Linked DNA regions of Homo sapiens: region 1 is linked to region 2. Evidence: read pairs that join two places in POLR2A ChIA-PET (ENCODE). Cell type or tissue: Panc1. All regions are shown on one strand. Each heading gives the region's core, and the rest is flanking DNA. Links, peaks and the distances in the headings are about the cores only. Region 1 has its middle 120 kb from the start of COL21A1. Region 2 overlaps DST (dystonin).

What was found. Peaks named below come from ENCODE experiments on the same cell type or tissue, not always from the same donor. Only the 100,000 strongest peaks of a DNase experiment are listed, where the experiment ranks them.
Region 1: POLR2A ChIA-PET joins it to region 2 with 5 read pairs; 2 of 35 experiments call an interaction of 5 or more read pairs at or near these places.

Annotation. Positions count from the first base shown.
Region 1 is chr6:56,359,278-56,370,377 of GRCh38, forward strand. It overlaps a transcript of COL21A1 not described here. Among named protein-coding and RNA genes, the nearest start is that of COL21A1, 120 kb to the left of the region's middle. In Panc1, for the core only: no CTCF peak of the experiment used is centred there; no DNase peak of the experiment used is centred there.
Region 2 is chr6:56,518,672-56,529,771 of GRCh38, forward strand. It overlaps DST (dystonin), which reads right to left. Exons shown (of 104, transcript NM_001374736.1): 66 at 10,777-11,100; 67 at 10,170-10,254; 68 at 8,822-9,063; 69 at 7,690-7,896. Among named protein-coding and RNA genes, the nearest start is that of COL21A1, 280 kb to the left of the region's middle. In Panc1, for the core only: no CTCF peak of the experiment used is centred there; DNase peaks (open chromatin) are centred at 6,410 and 6,660; H3K27ac peaks cover 2,837 bases.

The sequences.
Region 1 (11,100 bases), core at 3,470-7,469, 160 kb before region 2:
GGAACTCTGCACCAGTCACTGGGCCCCGTGGGCTCTGTTTTGTCTCCTATAGTTTGGGGATTGGAACAGATTTCCAAGGCCCCTTCAAAATGAACTATGACTAAAACACCGTCTGTGTTGTTCAGATGATTACCCACCAGAGGGCACCAAAGCACCTCACAATACCTTTCTTCAACTCAGTTCCCTGAATCAGATCATGGAAGTAGGTGGGGGTTGGTTGGTTTGGGTTTTTTTCTGTTTATGTCCTGTAATTCGTTATTACATTAATAAAGTCACATTTCAAACCTGAAAATATGAGGCAATCGGACATCTGTTATTGATTATTCTAAAGGAGACATTTCTGAGCACATGCACAAATTTATCTTTACGAGTAATGTACCCATTTTTCAGTCATGCTTAAGATTGATATATTAATGGAGGATGGAAGATAAAGACTTCCAGTCTTGACCAAGTAGTGCATTAAATTAAACTCAGTGGTTTTGGCAGAGAGATCCTTTGCAAGATTGATGTTCTATTATGTGAGTCTGAAAAGCAAGACAAAGGAGAATTGCTGGAGTCTCTGAAGTCCTATCCGTGTCCTAGATCGAAGGAAATGAAACATATTCCTTAATCTAATTTGTGATCTTCCTTCTGCAAAGAGTCATTGCAAACTGTGGAATAATAAACTAGCAAGATATGATGTGCTCAAAACATCACTGAATAATCGTATTTGCACTGCAAATAATCACATAAATGAACATTTCTATTGACCTAAAAAGAATGACAGAGAGAGGTTTTGAAGCACTGATTCTTTTTCACAGGATTTTAAATCATTCTCCTGGAATTGGAAGTCCTTGAAGATACAATGGTGATGAGAAAGCAGAAGGCTTAGACTACTAAAAGTGACAGGGGAGTGGAGGGAGGGTCGTGTCACATCTACCACCGAATAGGTTGAGCACATAAAGAGAGTAAAGCCAGTTGCATTGTGCCATGGCATCTGTTCGACTTCACACTGATGTGATGTGGACCACTTTGAAGGTTACAATAGCAGAATTCAAAATTGCAAAGTCAGGGAGAACAGATGCTAGACTCAGGGATGTGCATGATACTGAGATTATTGCAAACCCGATGAAAGACATGAACAGGCCCTTTTATTAAATATGAGAAGAGTCTAAGCCATAATAAACACTGTGAACCTGAGGACTCAGAGTGATGATGTGGTGGCAAGAGTTAACAGAAATAGAAACCAAAATGGAAGGGGATGGAATAATGCAATAGCAACAGGTAAAAACGTTTTTGCAAAAAGTTGCCAGCATGAATTTAAAAAGGCATTGAAAAGATTTAAAACCAAAATCGTGTAGGTTGACAACACCAAATACATACGGTATCTTTCCAGGGCACCATCCCTAAAATAAGTGGAAATGTATCTAAATAACAGAAATATGATTCTATAAGTCTCAGGTAGAAAGGATGCTGGAATTATTATCAGCAACAACCCTCACCTTTTTTCTTATTTGTATTTTTAGATCTAAGAATATTGGATTTAAATATTAACCAAATAGGCTGGGCGCAGTGGCTCATGCCTGTAATCACAGCACTTTGGGAGGCCAAGGTGGGCAGATCACCTGAAGTCAGGAGTTCAAGACCAGTCTGGCCATCATGGGGAAACTCCGTCTCTACTAAAAATACGAAAATAAGCCAGGTTGTGGTGACGCGTGCCTGTAATCCCAGCTACTTAGGAGGCTGAGAATCGCTCAAACCTGGGAGGTGGAGGTTGCAGTGAGCCAAGATTGCGCCACTGCACTCCAGCCTTAGTGACAGAGCAAGACTCCGTCTCAATCAATCAATCAATCAATATTAACCAAATAAAGGGCATAAGACAGCAAGTCAGAGACTTTCGGGTTTTATGATTTGCTTGTTCTGTGGTTGGGAGAGGTAACTCAAGTTTGTTGACTCTCAGTTCTCTACACTGTAAAACGAGGATGAGACTAAACTACATCCTCAAAAGCAGAGCCAGTGGGATGTCCGTCTCCTGAGTTTCTTCCATGTCATGCTCCGTCTCATAAAAGAATAACCAGGGTATTCAGTGATCATGATTTTGTTTGCAGGTTGCACAACTATTTGCTTAATTTTATTTTTAATATTATAAACATTATTGGAAAACAAGCCTAAAGTTGGAAATAACCTAAATGCTCAGTGACAAAGGATTATTTTTCATCCTTATAATCCATTCAGTGGACTATCAGGTACCTGTTTGAAATGATGTAGAAGATTATCCAGTGGCTTAAGGAAAACACTTGGTTACTACAGGAAGATAAAGAAGCTCCAAATCAGAATAACTACAATTTTGGTTTTAAAAATAATGGCACCAAAATGGTAATAATAGGAAACTCTGGTTGGCAGAATTATTTTAAATTAGGAACGAAAGATCCAAGCATAAAAAAAAATCAAAAAGTCAAAGCAGTTATCTCTGTGGGGTTATGAGTGATGGCTGCGTATGTGCGTGTGCGTGTGTGTGTGTGGTGTGTGTGTGTGTGTTCTTTTCTACAACATAAACAACACAAAGGCAACCAATATCTCTTTAAGTAGCATTTCTACTGAAGCCTGTGTAAGGAAGCACAGCTCAAAGTGTCCATGGTTCATCCACAAGGATATCAAGCATTGTTTTCAAACAGACGTAACCTTTTCCTTTGGCTCTCTGGCTGTTTGGCCTTCCATCAGGAACAGTCACCTTCCTGGTCACTAAGAGGATATGAATCAGGTCTCCAGGTTAACTGAACACAATGAGCGCTTGCCCCTGGAAACCCTTGCCCAATCCACCCCCGACCCGTCCACCATCTCCTACTACCACAGGGGCACCCTGAAATTGCCAGATGACAAACCATTGACAAGTAGCAAGTTCAGCCAAGCTAGAGAGATACTAGCAGTATAGCAAGTGAAAAAAATTATATAAAGTATGATCTCATTTATTATATTTTAAATGTATAATCGTGTCTGAAGAAAACTCACTAAAATGTTAACCATGGTTATCTCTGTGTGGTGGGACTATGAGTGCCTTAAGTTTTCTTATTTTTGCTTAGCTCTATTTTCTAAATTTTCTACAATAAGTATGTATTATTTTTTAATTTTAAATAAAATAAGTAATTTTGCCAATTTGATCAAGCCAATAATTTGGGATCCCTGATTTATAAATAGACCAGTAGGTAAAGGACTCAATGGTTTAAAATATTGAGACTTTTACTAAATTTGTTCAAATACATTTTACTAAATTTACTCAAAGTAGCAGTGGCCCCATGTTTAAGAAACGCTGATTTTGGCTCTCCCTCTGACATCTCCTTCTCGGCCTTTCCTTCAAAGATATGCTCCTCCCCCAGTCCACTTACCATGAAGACACCTCTCTCTACTTTCCACACGGGCACAACCCCTCTCATTCCTGAATTCCTGCCAGCATTTATACACAGTCTGCCTGGATCAGCCCTCCCCACTCCCACCACCTCTACCACCTAGGCCCCTCTGTTAAGAACCTCAGCAGCCTTCTCTTGTTGCTGTGCAAGTCCCTAGCTGTTTGTGTGTTTGATCCCAGGTCCCGGGCCGGTGCGTATTTGAAAACTTTATTAATTCTTCCACTTGGCAGCAAACCCTACCCCCCACGCCCACATTGCCCCTTATATTTCCAGGGCTTATCACAATGATGCCTTTCTCCCACCTTCTTTGCAACATCTCTGCCCTGAATCTCCATCAGGGCCAGGCACTACCAAAAGCCAGAAGAGACAATCAGTAACTTCTTTGGGGCATTCTTCCTAGAAACATGAATGTTTGACATCTGTTATGCACAGCCTTCAAAATGAGTGTCCTACATATGTGCCCAAGAAATGGAGAGACAAATTGTCCTCTCTAAACTCATAAACGAATGCATGATTTTGGAGAGCAAAGCTCACTTCCTAGCCTTCTGGGAACCAGGCTTAGGCCTCGTTCTCCTAAGTGTCTCAGACAGCAGAAGCAGCAGGTCATATACACGTAATAAGTATCATGTGTATGGAGCTTTTTATTTGCAGTGATTGCACACTTATCGTCTATTTTAATCTGCACAGCCCTGTGAGGTATGTTTTCATATCTTCATTTTTCTGATCTGAAAACTGAGGCTTACAGAGGTTAAGTCACTCAGCAGAGGCCACACCACTAGGAAATGATAGAATGAGACTTGAATCCAGGTCTTTGGACTCATTTAGGTGGTCCTGTTGTGCCACAGATCACTGTGGGAGCCATTTTGAGGTCAGTCACCCTGTGGCATTACCAGGTGATTGTGTGTTTCAGAAGATTTGCTTCATCCAGAGATAAGTGAAGTTCCTAGGAGGGGCCATCAGGACTGAGAGGGAGGTATTGGGTAATATTTGTCCATTTAAACTCACCTTGGACATTTGGGGTGAGGAGATCTTATACTGAACAGGTCTGTCCTGTGTGTTTCAGGAAGCTTAGCATCACTGCTCTCTGCCTGATAAAATCTGACTGGACAACCCAAAATACCCCCCGACACATTCCCAAACAACCCCCAAGGGGACTGTGCCTTCCTTGGAAGAGAACTACTTCAGAAATCTGAGAACCTCTGATTTAAAAGCAAGAATGCCTATATTGCTAATAGGTGACAAGTCAGAACAAAAATTAGATCAATGGGCAGGTAATTACTGGGACAGACAGACCTGGACAAACTCAGAGTTTGCACTGGACAGCAAATTTGATGGCTGACATAATCAGCAAGCGTTCAATAGGTTGGAAAGCTGCCAAGATAAGTGCATTATGAGCACAATGAGTGTTGTGTGATTTCATTAGAATAGAAAAAACAAATATCTACATCTTTGACGGAGTGTGTGCCTCTCCCAGTTGTCCCTTGAGTTGCTGCTGATGAGCTCTTTAGTGCCCCAGCCCCTCATTAATGTTAAATTCTTTGTAATTGGCAGAGGGAACCATCGAGACAGTACTAATGGATCCTGGCAGAAGTAGCAGTGTCAGGTGCTGTAAATGAGAAAACCTAGGCGGCGACCTTTCAGAAAAGAGGCAGGCAAAAATTAAAACCCTCAATGATTCCTCTACCTCCATGGAAACAAACAGTTTCTTTGACTAGCACACAATGCTTTTTCACAGATATTATCTTCAAGGGCCATTTTCTCCTGGATGCTGTTAACAGATGAATAAGGTTTCCCATTTGTCTAGAAGAGAGGATTGTGTGCTAGACCCTTTGGGGAGACCCTCTCCCATAAATCCAACTTATCTCCATCCATAGCAAACCATCTGAATGGCACAGGCAGCTGGTGAAAGGGGCTTTGTGCTATGCTGCTTTTCCCATCACAAGCCTTGCCTGGTTCTCAGACAGCTGAGCTTGGTGCCCTTCATTTTATCTTGCCTGGCTTTAGGGCAACAATTTACTTCTCCCTCAGTAAAGACTACAAAGAGCAGCTATGATTTTTTTCTACCCAATTTGCTAGATGTTATCTCTCTCTGTAAAGAGCCCAGGAAAAAAAAAAAAAAAAGATTCAGAAATTTAAGCAGTCTATTTTCTCACACAGAGGACACAGTCTCTTTTACCACAGCTATTATTGGGCACCATTTAAGGCTTATACAAGAAGGATTATATGAGTTTCAAGAAAGTATTTTGGTTCCATTTTTGTTTCTGAGTCACTGGTGAGTTGAATACTCTATGAACTCTGTGAGCATGTGTAAAATCCTTTCCCCAAGAGACGACTCTGGGATGCTCATGTTATTGCCCCAGAACTTTGCTTCATACATAACATGTCCAGGAAACATACTTCTTGGGGTTCCTAACATGGATTAAGGCAACCCCTTTAATCTCAGGAATCCTAAACCACCAGGAATCAAATTTATCAGGAATAAAAACAATTACAGCTCACCACAAACCTCTCCCCCACATTTTCAAATCTCTATTAATCTTAAATAGCTATCTACACTTGACCAAAATGACTCACAGGAATAAATCATCTTATCCTCTGTATTGTCGAATATTCCCCCACATAAAAGCTTGCATAATGGATTATTTCCTAAACTGAGGACTAGAATTCTTCTACTCCCCTAATGGCTAGACAAGGAAGAAAAGCAGACCTGTGTACCTTTCAACTTCTTCTTGATTCTAAGTTCAGCACTAACTTATATGCTGCAAAGAATAGTTTAATATAAATAATTTTCTGGTATAATCCTACCCTTACCATTTAACTTCTTGGTTCTTGAATCTTTTTTTTCGTGGTTTTGCTATTTTATTGCTTAGGATGTCTTAATGTAAGCTGCCTCCCCTCCCCTTTAGCTATAGGTAGGACATAAATTCAGTGTTTATAATTTTCTAAAATATTCCTGTCTCAATTCTATTCCCAATAGTCTAATGCACTAAAGTTACCAGGCCTCCCAAAGTTATAAAACTGTGGGTTCCAATGTGGTAATAAAATGCTCCCACCATTCTTATATGTCAATGCCTCACAGACTGGGAGGGTGGTGAGTGGGTATGACATCGAGCAGTTTCATTGACCTGATGGGTTTAACTCTGAATCTTTACACCATGTATAACAACCACTTCTTTCCAAGCCTGTTTTCCTTTCACTATAGCCCCTTATAGATTAAGATGCCACCTCAGTATATGGAAGGATTTTTTTAGGACTGCAAGAAGAATTCTAATCCCTAAAAAAGAATAAAAAGACAACCTTTCTTCCTGGCTTTTTTGGAAAACCCAAATGTCACAATTAGAAATGCAATCTTTGACTTAGAGATTTGTCTTACTTGAAAATTCAAGGAAAAGGTTAATGCAAATGTGTCTCTCACCTTATAGCATTTACCCTTGTATGTTATGGAGTTTACTGGATTCCTTTTCTGCAATTAGATTTGATAGAGGGAAAGAGATAAAAAGGATGTAGACACTGAAGCCACAGCAGGAGGGAACGTGCAAAAAAGAACTAAAAGGTGAGACAGTCTCGCTCAACATACAAAACCCTGATTACAACACAGCCTCGCCAAGTCTGAGCCTGAGCAGTGCTCTCCCTCCTCCCATAACAACCCTCTCTGCAAGTCAGAGATCACTGGTCTTATACTAGGACTGACTTTTAGCTTTGACAGCCAAGTACCGCAGCAGGAAAATCTGACGAGTGTCTGGTTGGGATCATGTCAATTCTCAGAAGCTGAGAATCAGGAGTAAGAATGGGCTACTCCCATTTGAAAATAAATATGTTTTTTAGAATGCAGAAAAAATCCCAATGTACAACTAAGTAGTGCCAAAAAAGCAACTAGCTGGGAGGAAGATGTCATGTAAAGTCATATTTCTCTCTTCTCTTGCAAGCAATAGATCTTGTGGAGCTCTGCCCCCTCTGTCAGGTTACAAAGGGAGCATTCTCTACTCTTGAGGCCCTGTGGCAGGAGCAATTAGGTTGATGGGATTTGGTCTGAACTGCAGGCCAACACCTCTCAAAAGGATAAATTCAAGTTTCTTCCAGATGAGTGTTTCCACACTTCCACGAGTGGAAAACTGTTTCACAGCAAGAAAAACAGCACAACACTTTTAGCAACTATTGCAGCAATAGTTTGTAAGATGGTTTCATTCCCATTGGGCCAGTTTGCGTGCTTAGCAGAACTGTTCAACCATGTAAGTATAACTGTACTTCTAAGATTTTAGGGTGTCCTTTGTACTATTAAAAACACATCCGTCTAAACCTTACCTCAATTTACTTAACAAAAAATATAATCTTTTCAGAGTTAGACCTTTACTAGAATGGTAAATATTTTAAGACTATGTAAGGTCTCTGTGATCTTACAAATAAATACAAGTTTTAATGGCTCATCAGAAACATGTTAATTTAGTAGCTTTTCCATTTTAGTTAAAATCAACTTTAAAATATTTAGAATTGATTTAAAATGCCATTATTCACTGATTACTGTTCATATATAATATATGGGAAATCACTTTCAAATGCTGATTGTTGTTTACACAATAGCCTCTCCCTTCCTCCTGGCTGGTAGAATCTCAATACTCTTTGCTTGCATGTTCACGCCTTCCCTATGTGATCCAAGTCTAAACTGATTGGTCTGAACCAACTACAGTCAGTTTATTTCCTTTGCCAGTGATTAGTCTGGGAGTGGGCAATTGGTTTAGATCTGGCCAATGACCTGTGAAGGACAGTCTTCTGAAGACTACTAGAAAAAATTTCCTCCCTCTCAAGAGAAACAAGAGAAAACACTCCCACTCTTCTACAGTATAATTTTGTGTCTACAAAGGACGCTTTGAGACAATAAGGGGAGATAACCAATCCCTCTCAGACCCTGAGAATGGCAGAGCAGCAGAAAGTAGGAACCTAAATGACCAAGCCAATGAATTCATCTTCTCTGGAACATTAACCTCTGAATTCCTTGTTATGTAAGTTAGTAAATATCCTCATTGTTTAAGCTAATTCATCTAGTTTTCTATTACTTGGAACTGAGACAATTTTTTGTTTTTTTGTATTTCTTTGTCACCCAGGCTGGAGTGCAGTGGAGGAATCACAGCTCACTGCAGCCTCGAACTCCTGAGCACAAGAGATCCTCCCGCCTCAGCCTCACGGGTAGCTGGGACTACAGGCATACGCCTCTGTGCCCAGCTATTTTTTAATTTTTTGTAGAGATGGAGTTTCCTTATGTTGCCCAGGTTGGTCTTGAATTCCTGGACTAAAGTGATCTGCCCACCTTGGCCTCCCAAAGTGCTGGAGTAACAGGAATGAGCCACTGCACCTGGAAGAAACAATTCTTAAAGGTATATCATAAACACCCAAAAGCATTTGCGCACAATCATTTCAATTAAACTACTGTGAAAAAAAATTTTAACCTTTTCTAATTTGTGCTAATCTCAGCACTCTAACCAGAAATTATTCAACAAGCTGTCCTTTGACTCAACTAAGCAGGGGGGTATTTGCAGAATATTTGTAATTTTTTATTTCATAAATAATTCTAAACATTAAAATAAGTTATTCTAGGACAACCTAACCATTTTAAATTATTCTCTCATTTGTTGAGCTATAATTTTTATATACTAGACAAATATAAAATTTTAAATCTCTGCACCTATACACATCAAAAGTGTGTTCTTCAGAGATGTGGACAAATCAAAAAGAATTGAAATGACACTTCTTTCATAAGATAATTTTAGGTGGATGATTACACAGCTTCATGCATTGCAGAGGAAAAAATTCAATGTGAAATGGCTTGATTTGTCTACAGTTAGAAGAAAATCTCGGTTAAGAGCACAACAGTGGCTATCCAGGGCAGTGACCACTTTGTTATTTGATTAAAATTCCAGTTGGTCATGGTTGGAACCAGGTTCTTACTCCACAACCTCTTCTCCTCACCCCCCTTAAAATTCACTTACATTCCTTTTGTTTCAGAGTTATCTGCCATTGGCTGCCAGGGAAAGTTTGTTTATATTTCTTGGGAACGAAGCTTCAAGGTCACTTCCTATCATTAATTCTCTGTGAGCAAGTGTCGCTTGGGACATTTCCTGTTCCTATTCTCAGTGGTGCTGAGGAAGAGAAATTTTCAATGGTCTCTAATTTTTAATCTTCTACAGCAGTCTTCAAATATATGCTGGATGCTGGTATACCATTCATTTTATTTAACTGTGACTATTTCAGTAGAAAAATGTCCACATAATTTCTCCATTAAAAATGTAATATGCTCACTGCTGAGACTCTATCTGTAGAATGGGCAGCATGGTATTTTCTGCCATCTTTGGAAACAAGCTAGGTGGAGTACAGATTGCTTAGAAATCAATGCAAATAAATACTAAGTATGAATCCAGAGTATCTACTATTAGCTGAATATCGAGAACCAATTGTTTTGGTCATCTTTCCTAACTATAGCCAAAAGACAAAATTCAATTCAAAACACTTAAGTAAAAGTGTTATTTTAATCATTGGTGGCTTTTTAAAGATGGAAATACTAGTAAAAAGTGGAAGGACTTACCCTAGAAGATAATGAAGGCATACTATAAAGTTATAATAGTTCAAGCAGTCTGATAACAGGGTAAGAATAGCCATAAGTCAATTCAAAACAAAATGAATACTAGATAAACGCAGGACCCATCAAAAACCATCCTACATATCACACAGCAAAAGAAATCTAAGATGTGAGAGGGTGTTATGTAAAATTGTGTCCATGAAAGAATCAAAATATTGATAAAAAAAGTGTCTGATGTTGAGACCCAGAGGCTTTTCTGGACATAAAGGTAGAAAAAAAATAAAGAAAAAAAACTGATGTATGTGACTGCAAAAGAATGTAAATCTTCCCATCTTAAAAGAATCCTGAACAAGATAAGAAAGGAAACAATTGTGAAAACTTTTTTTATAAGATATGATAAAAGGAGTTAATGTGTTCAACAGAGAGAGATCTTTTAAATCAATTAGAATTAATTCAATGTCTCCATCATAGAAATATGGGCAAAGGATGTAAATAGCCAATTCGCCAAAGAAGAATCACATAAATGGCCATAAATACGAAAAAATTGCTCAACCTCAATGATATTCAAACAGAAACTAATTAAAACAGCCACAGTAAATATTTATACAAAACCAATTGATATTCAGAGTGAATGTACAGCTATTAAAGGTAATCACACTCAGCTACTAAAACTTCTTTCATTTGAATTAAAAGCAAGGGAAATGCTCATGATATATTTTAATTGGAAAAGTATCATACAAAACAGTTTATGTTGAATGGTTGTAATTATTCAAAAATATATGCTTACGTGTAAACATAAGCTAGAAAAAGACTTGAGGCCATATAGGCGTTATCTCTAGGTGGTGAGATTTTAGGCTACTTTAAATTTCTTGTTATGCTTTTCTGTATTTGTCTTTTCCTTTATTAATCAAAAAAACAGAAAAGGTCAACGGCCCACATGGAGTCTGATCTCCAGGTCCTCGCCTACATTCACGTTCCCAGCAGTGGCCGCTTGAGGACACTAGGCTCCTGGATTGCCTGATTCAGATCCCGATCTGGAAAAACCTGTCTCTGTTCCCGGCCTTCCTCAGAGTTCAGCTTCCACCGGCATCACGTCCCTCTCTGAGCACACACCGTGAGAATTAATCAGAGCCTCTCTGTAAAATGTGA
Region 2 (11,100 bases), core at 4,291-8,290:
TTCCATCGGATAAACCCCAGTGCCTCCCATGAATAAAATGGGCCTGTGACACCACAGTACCAACCATAAATGATCACTGAAATGACCTCAGTTGGAAGAATTAATGAGGAATGAACATTTTGGCTATTCAAGTCCAGTACTGCCAGATCTTCTAACTTTTCAAAGGAATCTGGAAATCCAGATGAGGTGGGAGAACAGGTAGGTGGGGAGAAAGATGGGTGGAGATAAGAAACTAGATTTTTAAAAATTCATACTTTAAAAACTCTGCAACACTATGCCAACTCATGGGAAGATGGAGTACATTAGCTTTTCTCTGTTCTTCGTGGTAAGTACACCTACAAATCCCAGGCATTATATATAAAACATACATAAGAAGATTCCACAAAGGGGAGAGAAGAGGACAGAACTACCATGGACCTTGGGCCACAAGGAAGAACACAGTGGTGAGTTCTCTGGGATTTTCTTTTTGCCTCACGTATCTAAGACTAAATACTGGAAAAACTAGCAACCACACAACACTAAACGGGTACAAAGTCCCAAAACAAGCCTGCTCTCTCTAGCCAAAGAACCAGGAAAGGAGTAGTTTAGCAAAACAGACAACTTTTAAACAATAACCACTCTATTCCAACCAAACACTACAGAAAAAATGGTTGCTCCACTCACACTCATGCCAAGAAAGGACAAATGGGGGGCCTACACTTCTATCCTTGCAATGCCATGACAAGGTCCCCAACACTCTTGCCGGGAGATGTTAGAGAATGCCAAGTAGGGAGCCAGAATTTTCATCCCCAGATCATCCTGTCAGTTGAGACCATGTGGGGAGGCTGGGCTTCCACCCCCACTAAGCAATAACGAACTGCCCCTCCCTCCACTCCTCTGGGGTGATATCAGAGAAGGCCTAGTGGAGAGTCAGGATCTTCATCATCACTCAGTGTGTCACCATCACAGCCACCTGCACTGTGGTACCAGTAGAGACCACATAGGGAGCTGGAACTCCCACTCCCACTCAGCAGAAATGACGAGCCATCTCCTAGGTGTCAACAGAGGTGGAATTGGGAACCTGGACTTCTATCTTCACCTGGTAGCACCCCCACCTTCTGCCAGAGTGGTAAGAGGAAGGCAGCTAAAACAGAAAGCTTAAGCTCTAACACTCATAAGATCATATAAGAGCCAGGAAAATCTCAAACTGAATTAAAGAAGATAATCAAATAGATGCCAATACCCAGATGGCAGACATGTTAGAATTACCTGACAATGATTTTAAAGCAGCCATGATAAAAATGCTTCAATGAGTACTTCTGAATGTTCACAGTTGAAACAAATGAGAAATTAGAAGGCTTCATCAACAACACAGAACATCTCAGCAAAGAAAAAGAATATACAGTATAAAGAAGAACCAAATGAAAATGTAGAACTGAAAAATGTAACTGAAATAAAAATCTCAGTGGATGAGCTCAATGAAGGGGACAGAAGAAAGAATCAGTGAAGGAAAAGAAATTACCACTTAGAAATAGAAATGGAAATTACCCAAACTGAATAATAGAAAATAACTTAAAAAATAATCAGAACTGCAGGTACCTGTGGAACTACAACAAAAGTCCTAATATTCATGTTATCAGAGTCCCAGAAGGAGAAGAGAAAGAGATTGTGACTGAAAAAATACTTGAACATTCTTGAAATAACATTATAGAAATGGAGAATAGCTTTGTGGTTGACAAAAGTTACGGAGGGTAGGGTGGGATGGAATGGGTATGGCTCACAGAGCAGCATGAAGAATTCTTGTGGTGAGGGGAATATTCTGTATCTTGACTGTATCAATGTCAATATGCTGCTTGTGATATTTTACTATAAAGATGTTACCACTGGGGAAAACTGAGTAGAGGATACAATGGGATCTCTCTGTATTGTTTCTACAGCTGCAGGTGAACTTAGAATTATCTTAAAACAAGTTTAATTTTAATAAGACATTGTATACGTGTATCAAAATAACTTATGTACCTCATAAATATACACATCTACTATGTGTCCATAAAAATTAAAAATTAAAAGAAAATATATTAAATAAAAAAAATTTTAAAAGAAAGAAAACCAACTCTGTGGGTAACGTCTCACCTATCAGTTCCTATTTGTGTTTTCTCTCTTCGATATAATACTGCCCAATTGCCCTTCAGGTAGAATGTGCTAATGTACACTCCCACAAGCAGTGTTTTGCTATAACTTCATAAACGTGGGGTATAATTTATTTTTTGATATTGAAAATTTAATATCGTCAAGTTTATAGGTAGACTTTCTGTAATTATAAGGAAACCAAGAAACCACTTAAAATAATCTATCTTAAGCTGGTTCAATAATTTCTGTGATATTATTTAATTTCAAATGAAGTTATTCATGAGCAATTATTGATCAATATGAAAACAAAAGAAAAACATTTCATCAACTAATTCAGCAGCTTCAGGTGTGGAGAAAGAATCCCCATGAAAAAGAAGTGAAAGTTAGTCTTCTGTGGATTCTTACTTTTCAAGGCATGTAAAGCTACAGGTAAAAATTGATTATGTGATTCATTTAAAGAATATAAGACTGAGAAAAACAGTTCAGGCCTTTCTACCTGAGTGTAAATACTGCAAGATATCTGAATAAAATTTAACAGTTATAAATTTTTTTCTTCCACTGGTTCCTGAAAAAAAAAATAAAGTAATACCCCAACCCTCTTGTTTGTGTTCAGCCTGACAGTATTTAAATGAGTGTCCTCATAAAGACAGTCAGGCTGTGAAATATTAATATTAGTTTAACACTATGTCTTCCCTATTTAAAAAAAAAAAAAAACTTTCCAGCAATAAACAGTATGGTGATACCATCTAAGTTGCCAAAAAAGGAAAGCTGAAATCCAAACAATGTTTCTTTGATCAAGTCAAACATTTGCTCTGCTAAGGAAAAAAAAAAAAAAAAAAAAAAAAGACTTCAAACAGATATTTCCCGCCTGTCATCTGAGAAACTTTTAAAATTAAATTATCAAATATTGTTAAGCAACAAAGGGAGTAGCTACAGGATCTACATTAAGTAATTTATAGTAAGGCGAGGCATTTTAGGTCTATGACTCACTCAAATGACTGGTTAACATTTCTAATGGAACATAAACATGGTCCATAAACATATTTCTAATGGACCATAAACATGGCTCACTTTATATGTAAGCAACATGGAGAGAAATACACTAGGTCAAATTTTAGTAAATTTGTTTACTACTCATACAAGTAAGTAAAATTTGACTTAACATAAAATGTTGATAATCTTGGCATCCATAATTGTATTTGGGGAAATACTTTAATAGCATCAGAGGAGCCGAACCACCAACTCTAGCTACTGTAACTTCTGTTTATAGTTGAATTAGCCTTTCAGGAATTTTCTAAAAGTTAGTGCAAGACATTTTAAGTAGCTACATCTAAATATGCCTGAAAAACACTCTCTAAAACAGTAACAGCCAGCATCCTACTGAGCACATTGTTCTAAGTGCTTAACATGCAATACCTCCTTTAATCCTGACAGCTGTATCATGTATTACCATTAACTCCATTTCCAGCTTAGAAAAATGAGGTAAAGGGAAGTTAACTAACTTACCAAAGACTACTCAGGTAGTAAATGCTGAGCCTGAGATTCTAACGAAGGTGGTCTGACTTCTAGACTGCCAAATATCACAACAGTCAATACACAATAGGTTTTAATAGAGGTTTAAGGCAAAGTGATAAGCAAACCTTAACCTCAAGGACATCCTTTTCACTCCCTTCCCCTTACTGGGGATCTTATCACTTTCTTTTGATTAGCATTTCCTTCCACTTTGCTTGTCTTTATTTATAACACAAGACATATTTTCCCATCCACAACACCTGGAGGGTCTGAACAAATCTCATTTCCGTAGGAGATGTTTCCTTCTGGTCCTTTAAAAGAAATAAACAGGTGATATTTTTCTCCAGGCTGATTCCTAATGACCCAATGAGTTGTTTGCATTAACTGCACCCAAACCACCAATCCAAGGGCCTTTCTAACAGGGTTATTATGGGGCCCACTTACATAAGCCAAGCAATTAGAACTGCTGAAGAAAGCTTGGGATTCCCAGACCCAGTAAGATATACATATTTTAGCAACTACTGACAGTTGTACATTATAAGAAGCAAAGGATGATGAATTGCTCTGAGGCTTAAAGAATCAAGGTAGTCTGAATTCAGAACCCAAGTCTGTACATTTTTCAAGTAAAAGTGCCTTTCTCCATTTCCACAAAGCTTGTAGAAAGAAAGCAACAAAGATATGCTACTCTGCGTAGGTTTAAAATGCAAAAATATGTACAGTTTATAACTCAGATAATGGCATGTATTGTAAAAGGGAGGCAGTTCAGCTCAACATCATTATTTACTAAGCTGCCTTGTCCCATTCAGATTCTTCCTAAAAGTAATGAATGGGCCCAACTACTTTAAAAAATAATACCCTTTTTAGAATATCAATGCCCGCAAATCTAGAGTCAGATTTGGGGGACTGGTGGGTGGTATCAGTGAATGTACAAGTTCTTACTCATTCACCCATTACTGAGGTTTTTCAATTATTTCTCAAATAATAACAAATACGGCCTTCACACCTATGTTATGAAAGTTCAATAGCGTATCTTTTCAAAACTGTTATTGTGATATAGGATTAACAAGAAAATCTAACCCTGTCAAATCAAAACTTTTTAAAAACCTAAATTTATACAAAGTGGTTACAAAGTATGTGCTAATGAGAAGGTATCTGTATGTTCCCTTCTGTTCTCCCTTCAAACTTTTAAGTCTTTTCCATGTTTTTCTTGACATCTTCCATGCTGATGATTAGAAGTCAATACATTCTGCGATTGTGGCTTGACAGTTCACAAAGTGCTTATGCTTTTGTTAAATTTCAAAAAGCAGGTTGACATTATAAAAGAGGTATATCTGTATATATGCAACCTTAAAACTGGGAAAAAATATGAAGTATCTTAAGAGATATTTCTGCTCAGAAAACAGAACACCTAGTCATTGAAAATCTAATTTAACTCTCCCTGATTTAACTGGGACAAATCATTAAATCTATAAATTTTAAAATTGTTAAGTATTATTCAAGACACATGTCCTTACCCCATCATGTGTGGCTGTTGGTAGGCTGGGGGCAGGGGTCTGGGGAAAGAGTCACTGTTAATAAAACAAATTGCATATGACTAAAGGTGTGTCTAAAAAGATGAGCTCAGGTCATATCGTGTCCCTATTTCATACAGAGAAGAGACTCAGAATGGTAATTTGTTTAAACAATGCAAAACAGATAGTCCAAAATACGTGGCTAATGTCCAGGTCTAAAGATATGCTTTTTTTAATCACTCCTTTTTATATTTCATGGATGTAGTTATTGGGTAAAACAGAAAACAAACATTTTTATCAAACTGTACTCTGGTCCTAATTCCAAACATCTATAAGTAGGCAACCTTATAAAATATTTCAGGGATATATTAGCTTCTTTATAAACTTGAAAATTATGAGTTTGGAAACTTATCTTTTAAGTGCAAAATCTCTGCCACACCAGGAAGACAGGTACCTACTACTCTATTCTTACGTTTCCCTACACGGTAATGTTTTATGATCCTTTTAGTGTTGTATCCTCATCCTCCACAGTCTTTACAGCTGGAAATATTTTCATTAGATACCTCCACTTTGTTGTAATAATGGAACCTTCGGATTATTGAAGAATTTTAGAAAAAAAATGGTTTACCACCCTCAAGGGTTTTTCTCTATATATAATTTATGAGGAGGCACAGCAGTGAGGGAGAATGAGATAGGGATTAAATTTTAGTTGCTACTCTGCCACTTACTGCTTGTGAGACCACATGCAAGTCACTTTATCCCATGCATGCTGGGCATGTTCCTCCCAGCTCTAAACATCTGTGTGTCTATGTAGCCTTATTGGAGGTATTTTCATTGGACAGACTTGCAGGTATTTCAAAGAAATGAAGATAAAAATACACACATGAACAACCAGAAGATATCAGTGGCATTAAGATGTGTAATCTGTTGGTAGTAAGACTTTTACTATATACATTGTCTTTCACTTTCAAAAGGATTTTACTATATAAATTCTCCTCCTCTTTCAAGACGAAGACTGGAAGGATACAGACCAAATTGCTTACATATGCTTTCTTTCATGAATTTTTCTATATTCTTTGAGAAAATCTTGAAATTTTAAATAAGGACTAATTCTATCAGAAAAAAAAAATCATTATTTTCCTAAAGGATTCCGGAAGACTTACACTGACTTACTTTCCCCCATGCCTTTGGAAAACATACGCAAAACCTTGAAGAACCTGGCCACAGTTAATGACCTTGGCATATATCAGAGATTACTAACCAACGAAAACTCAATCTGTGACTGTGCCCTTATTACTTCCTCACTTTACTGAACCAGCCAACCACAGTCAACTTCTCAAGAAATTCTTACTCCCAAGAGTACAGAATAATTTTCTTGCTGTTTAGAGAAGCCTTCAGTGCCAGTTGGGAAACGTTCAAATACATTTCAGTGAAAAAAATATATTTTTCAATAGTTAAATAAACTTCACAAATAAACACCCTCATTTTCCTATAAAAATGAGGCATACAAACTCCTCTGTTTAAACAGAGTCACACAAATACATTCCTCAAGCATGAATGCCCTCCTTCACAAAAATTTCTTAGCCAGGGCTTTTGCTATCACTGCATTTCATCAGCTGTTGTGATCCCAGAGCACAGCACTAAAATGAGGAGCAGAACATTATGCTTTAGAACTAACTATAAATTCCATTTCTATGGCAACATTAGAAAATTAATTCTGGATGCTCCCACAGAATCAGCTTGATTTATGCCTCTTGCTTTTGGCTCATACTAGTAAAAGCTTAGTCACACACCATCACAAGCTCTGCTCTAAAGTACAGTGCAATATCATACTACCCCCACACATAAACTTTGTAGTAACTGTGATGACTTAATATAAATATTCACAGAAATTTCAACTAAAGTTAATCAACACATGTATTATATTACGAACTTCTATCTCCAGGACCCCACTCATTGCCCACAGTCTTCCCAGGGAGCTGTGGCTAAGGGCTGAATGCCTATAAAACTCTTGGAGTATACATTCTGCAGGAGTTATAGACAAATTGGAACCTATCATCTTTTCCCCCCTTCTGTCATCTTCAGAAAAAAACTTCACATTACCAACAAAACTGCTTCCTTTTTAAAAAGAAAACATTCTCTTTGCCCCAGCTTTCTGTAAATGAACAGTTAATACTGACTTACATAACAATTCACAGTATTTACTCACATACAGATTAGACTTAGTCAATACATAAAAATTAATATCAGCAATATGCATATGTGTAGACAAAAGCATTTTGTTTGGAAAGCTGGGCTGATCTTCGCAGTGTCTGACTTGGTAAGGATAAATCTGTGAAACAATGAGGCAGATGGCTGTGAACAATGTGCAGATTAGCCTTGCCCTGGTGCTCAGACGTCGAAGAAGCCCAGTCAACTTCTTTTCAAATCCACTCTTTCATTTTGGAAGCACAGCAAATGAATGGAAACAGTATTAACAGTCATCTTTGTTCAGGTAAAAGCTCCAAGAACAGCTGGAGAAAATTTATTGCCTAAACAACAAACCATTTTTCCCTACCTGCTGTGATCGCAGAATGGCTGCATCGATCTCCTCCACCTTCTGAGTGATGGTGTCGCTCACTAATCGGTAGCGCTCATTGTCCTCAGCTACCATTTTCTCAAGTCCTTCTCTTGCCCTCCATGGTACCAGTTCCAGCAAAGCACTGCTCACTTCATTAAGGGAGTCCAGTAAGGCTTTGTTGTTCTTAGCTTCCTTTTTCAGTTCCTGAAAACATACAAATAAGTTAGTAACACTTAAGAGCTTCAACAGACTTTTCCTTTAACTGTTCTTGGAGCTCAAGTCCTTTGCAGGCGAATAATGTGATGCTTTGCCCCACTCCCCCCCTCCCTTAGTTTCAGTCGAGTTAAATAAACCTTTTTTATCTAAAGCTATTTTGCAAAAAGAAAAATGTTTCCTGAGAAGTTCAAAGAACAATTCATTTGTCGACACGGCAAGATTTTATCTTTGAAATTTAATATAAATATTTAAAATTTCAGAAGCAAAAACAAGCAAGTTAACTTGTATTATTCTTTGCTTTCTGGGAACCTCTAAGTAATCAGGTAACAGAAAAGTAAAATGAAGAGGATATTCCAAGCCAGAATTAAGTGACCCTCAAAATGATGACAAACTGGCTTTATATCATGACAGTAGAATCATTACAGGCTCAGTGAGCCTGACCTCACCAACTCCCTTTCACCCACATGTGATCATACTTCAAGGATGATAAAAACAGAGGCTGATATCTTGGAAAAGAGGAATGATTACCATGCAGTGTATTACGTTTGTGATATAATTAGAAAACCCACCCCATGTTATCTTATAGAAATATTGGTATTCCAACCAAATTATGTGTGTCTCTGAAACAATGATCATTTTCCTTTTTTTTTTCTGTTTTCATCATTCTGTCCCTTGGGTAATAAACTATACTCCCAAATATAAGACTCTTGCAACAATTATAACATACTGTTTTCATCTCTGGGCTCCTAAAACTTTAAACAGTTGATCTGCTGCCAATTTCTATTGGGTCTCCACCCACCAAGGCATCCTTCAGCATATGTAATGACATAAGACAAATATAATTTTATTTTTGTGTGAATAAGACTGCCTAAAAGATAAAAGACTAATCCAAAATGCAGAAATCAGAGCTTACCTTTGGTCTCATTTGTGCTTGACTTGCTTCTTCTCCTTTCAGAACCTGAGTTTCATATGAAAGTAATTCCACCTCCACTTTGTCCAGCCAGGTACACAGCTCTTCGTGTGTGGAGTGCAGCCGCCTTGCAAGCTGCAGCGCCTGTTCCAGAGTCTTGGCCACATCAGTGCTCAGTTTAGTAATGTCTTTGTACCTTGCTTTAATGGCTTCCAATTTATCTTGAATTATTAAAACTTCATCACCTAAAATTTCAAAGTCACGTTATTTCTTATGAAGGAAAAAAAAGGCAGGGAGAGGGTTTCTTCAGATATTATGGAACACTGATGAAATTTCCACAGAACAAAAGGAGACATTTTTCTAAAGATAATCTTACTCAAGAGAAGCCCTTTTCTAAATTTTAATCTTTCCCAAGATTTCCAGCAAATCTAAATCACTCTGAAAATACAAATGTAGGAACTGGAAAAGGCTAAATGTCTTTAGCTATGTGGAAAGCAGTACTTTTGTATCTATCTGTATGAGACTTTGTTTTCAAAGAAGAGAGGTTAAAAACTGCTTGAGTTCAAATACTGACTTCATGCATGGCTTAAAAGCTGGGTTACTTTGGGCAAGATACTTAGCCTCTCTGCTCTTAGTTATTCATCATTACTCATCTGCACTATTCCAACAGATCTTTATTTGCCTCTACCTCATTTTTTGACACACAGAAAAACTGTGTCCTGGGCTTCAGACTTCTAACTAAAGGCTCTTGATTCTACATTTAATTTCTTCAATGCATAATGAATGGTACTTGCCCCCAACATACACATATTGCTGAACTGAATATAGGTATAGTGAAATTCCTATGGCCAAAGGAATCACTAAAACTAGTTTCCCTGAGTTGTCCTAAAAATCTCATCTAGATACTAAACTATGTATCAGTTTTCTTGGTGATTCAGACATGAAGAAATGAAGCCCATGTATAGCTATGCACGTAGCCATACTGTGTGTCACTGCAATGCGATCTATCTTAAAAAGAAATTGTCTACAACCTACGTGTTCATCTGCCTTCCACAAGTGGAAAAGTAATGTGACTCTGTCCTGGGCTTCTCTGATGAGCTCCTGTGCCAAAGTGCTTTATGTTATGAGTAATACACACAACTTCCATCAAGAACTCAAGTGAGATCATGAGAAAAAAGTGAGATCATATCCTAACCACCCCCTTGATTGGTCTTCAAAGCATTCTCCAGAATAAAAGTCTTGGAATGGACCAAAAATTATAAAGTGTTTTGGTTTTTTCCCATCCCTAAAATATTTTGAAAACAATATAAAATGCTGACCACATGATGATTTGATTTGAAAGATATCTCACCTGTGGTTTGTTTAAGTAGTTCTAAACCATTTAGTAAAGCCTGATCTACATTTTGTTTCCTGAGTAAGATGTCCTCTTGCAGAACCTGAAAACACAGGTACCATTTTTATGTGGGGGGAAAAACATTTAAGTTAGCATTAACATTAGTTAATCTCAGAGAACTTTAATTAGATTTCACAGAGACATATTTGAGTAAATATCTCACATTTTCAAATGTTCTTATTGTTCCCATGTTTAGACCTCTTCTTTTCACCTCTGTGGCCCATGTCCCATGTTCATCTACCATAATTCACAGCATATTCCTTTTCAGAAAATACTTAGGGCCCTATGAAAATGGGCTTTGTGGACATACTGAAGTACTGGTTAATACAGGTCTTTGTATACAACAATAAAATAACAAAATGAAAAGTGAAATATCCAGCTAATTGGATAGAGTCACTCTTTTCTTTAAAATGACTTCATTAAAAGTAATCTGTATAAACAGTCTTTTTTTAAGTACAGCAATTCATCGAAATCATCATAAACATAAAATTGTACAGAAATAAGGACTAAGAAATAATGACAATTGAAATGAAAAAATAAGATAAAATAAAATAAATCAAAATACCCGAAGTTCAGACTGCTGCTTCCATAGCCCCTCAGTGCTGTAATCCTGGACTGAGAGCTTGCTCAGTTTGTCATGCACTTCATTCAGCCAGTTCATCAGTTCAACTTCATCTTCCCCAAAAATCTTAGCATTACATAAGGCCTGCTGGAGGAGCTCAGACCTGCTGTGACTTTTCTCTTGAATCTCAATGTACCATACTTGAGAGAAGTCTAATTTACTCTGCACCATATCTTTATCCTCCCTGGAGCTCAAAACCTTTAAGGACTGGCCAATGCTAACAGCCTGGTGTAAATGTTTATTGTGATTGATGATGTCATCTTCTAA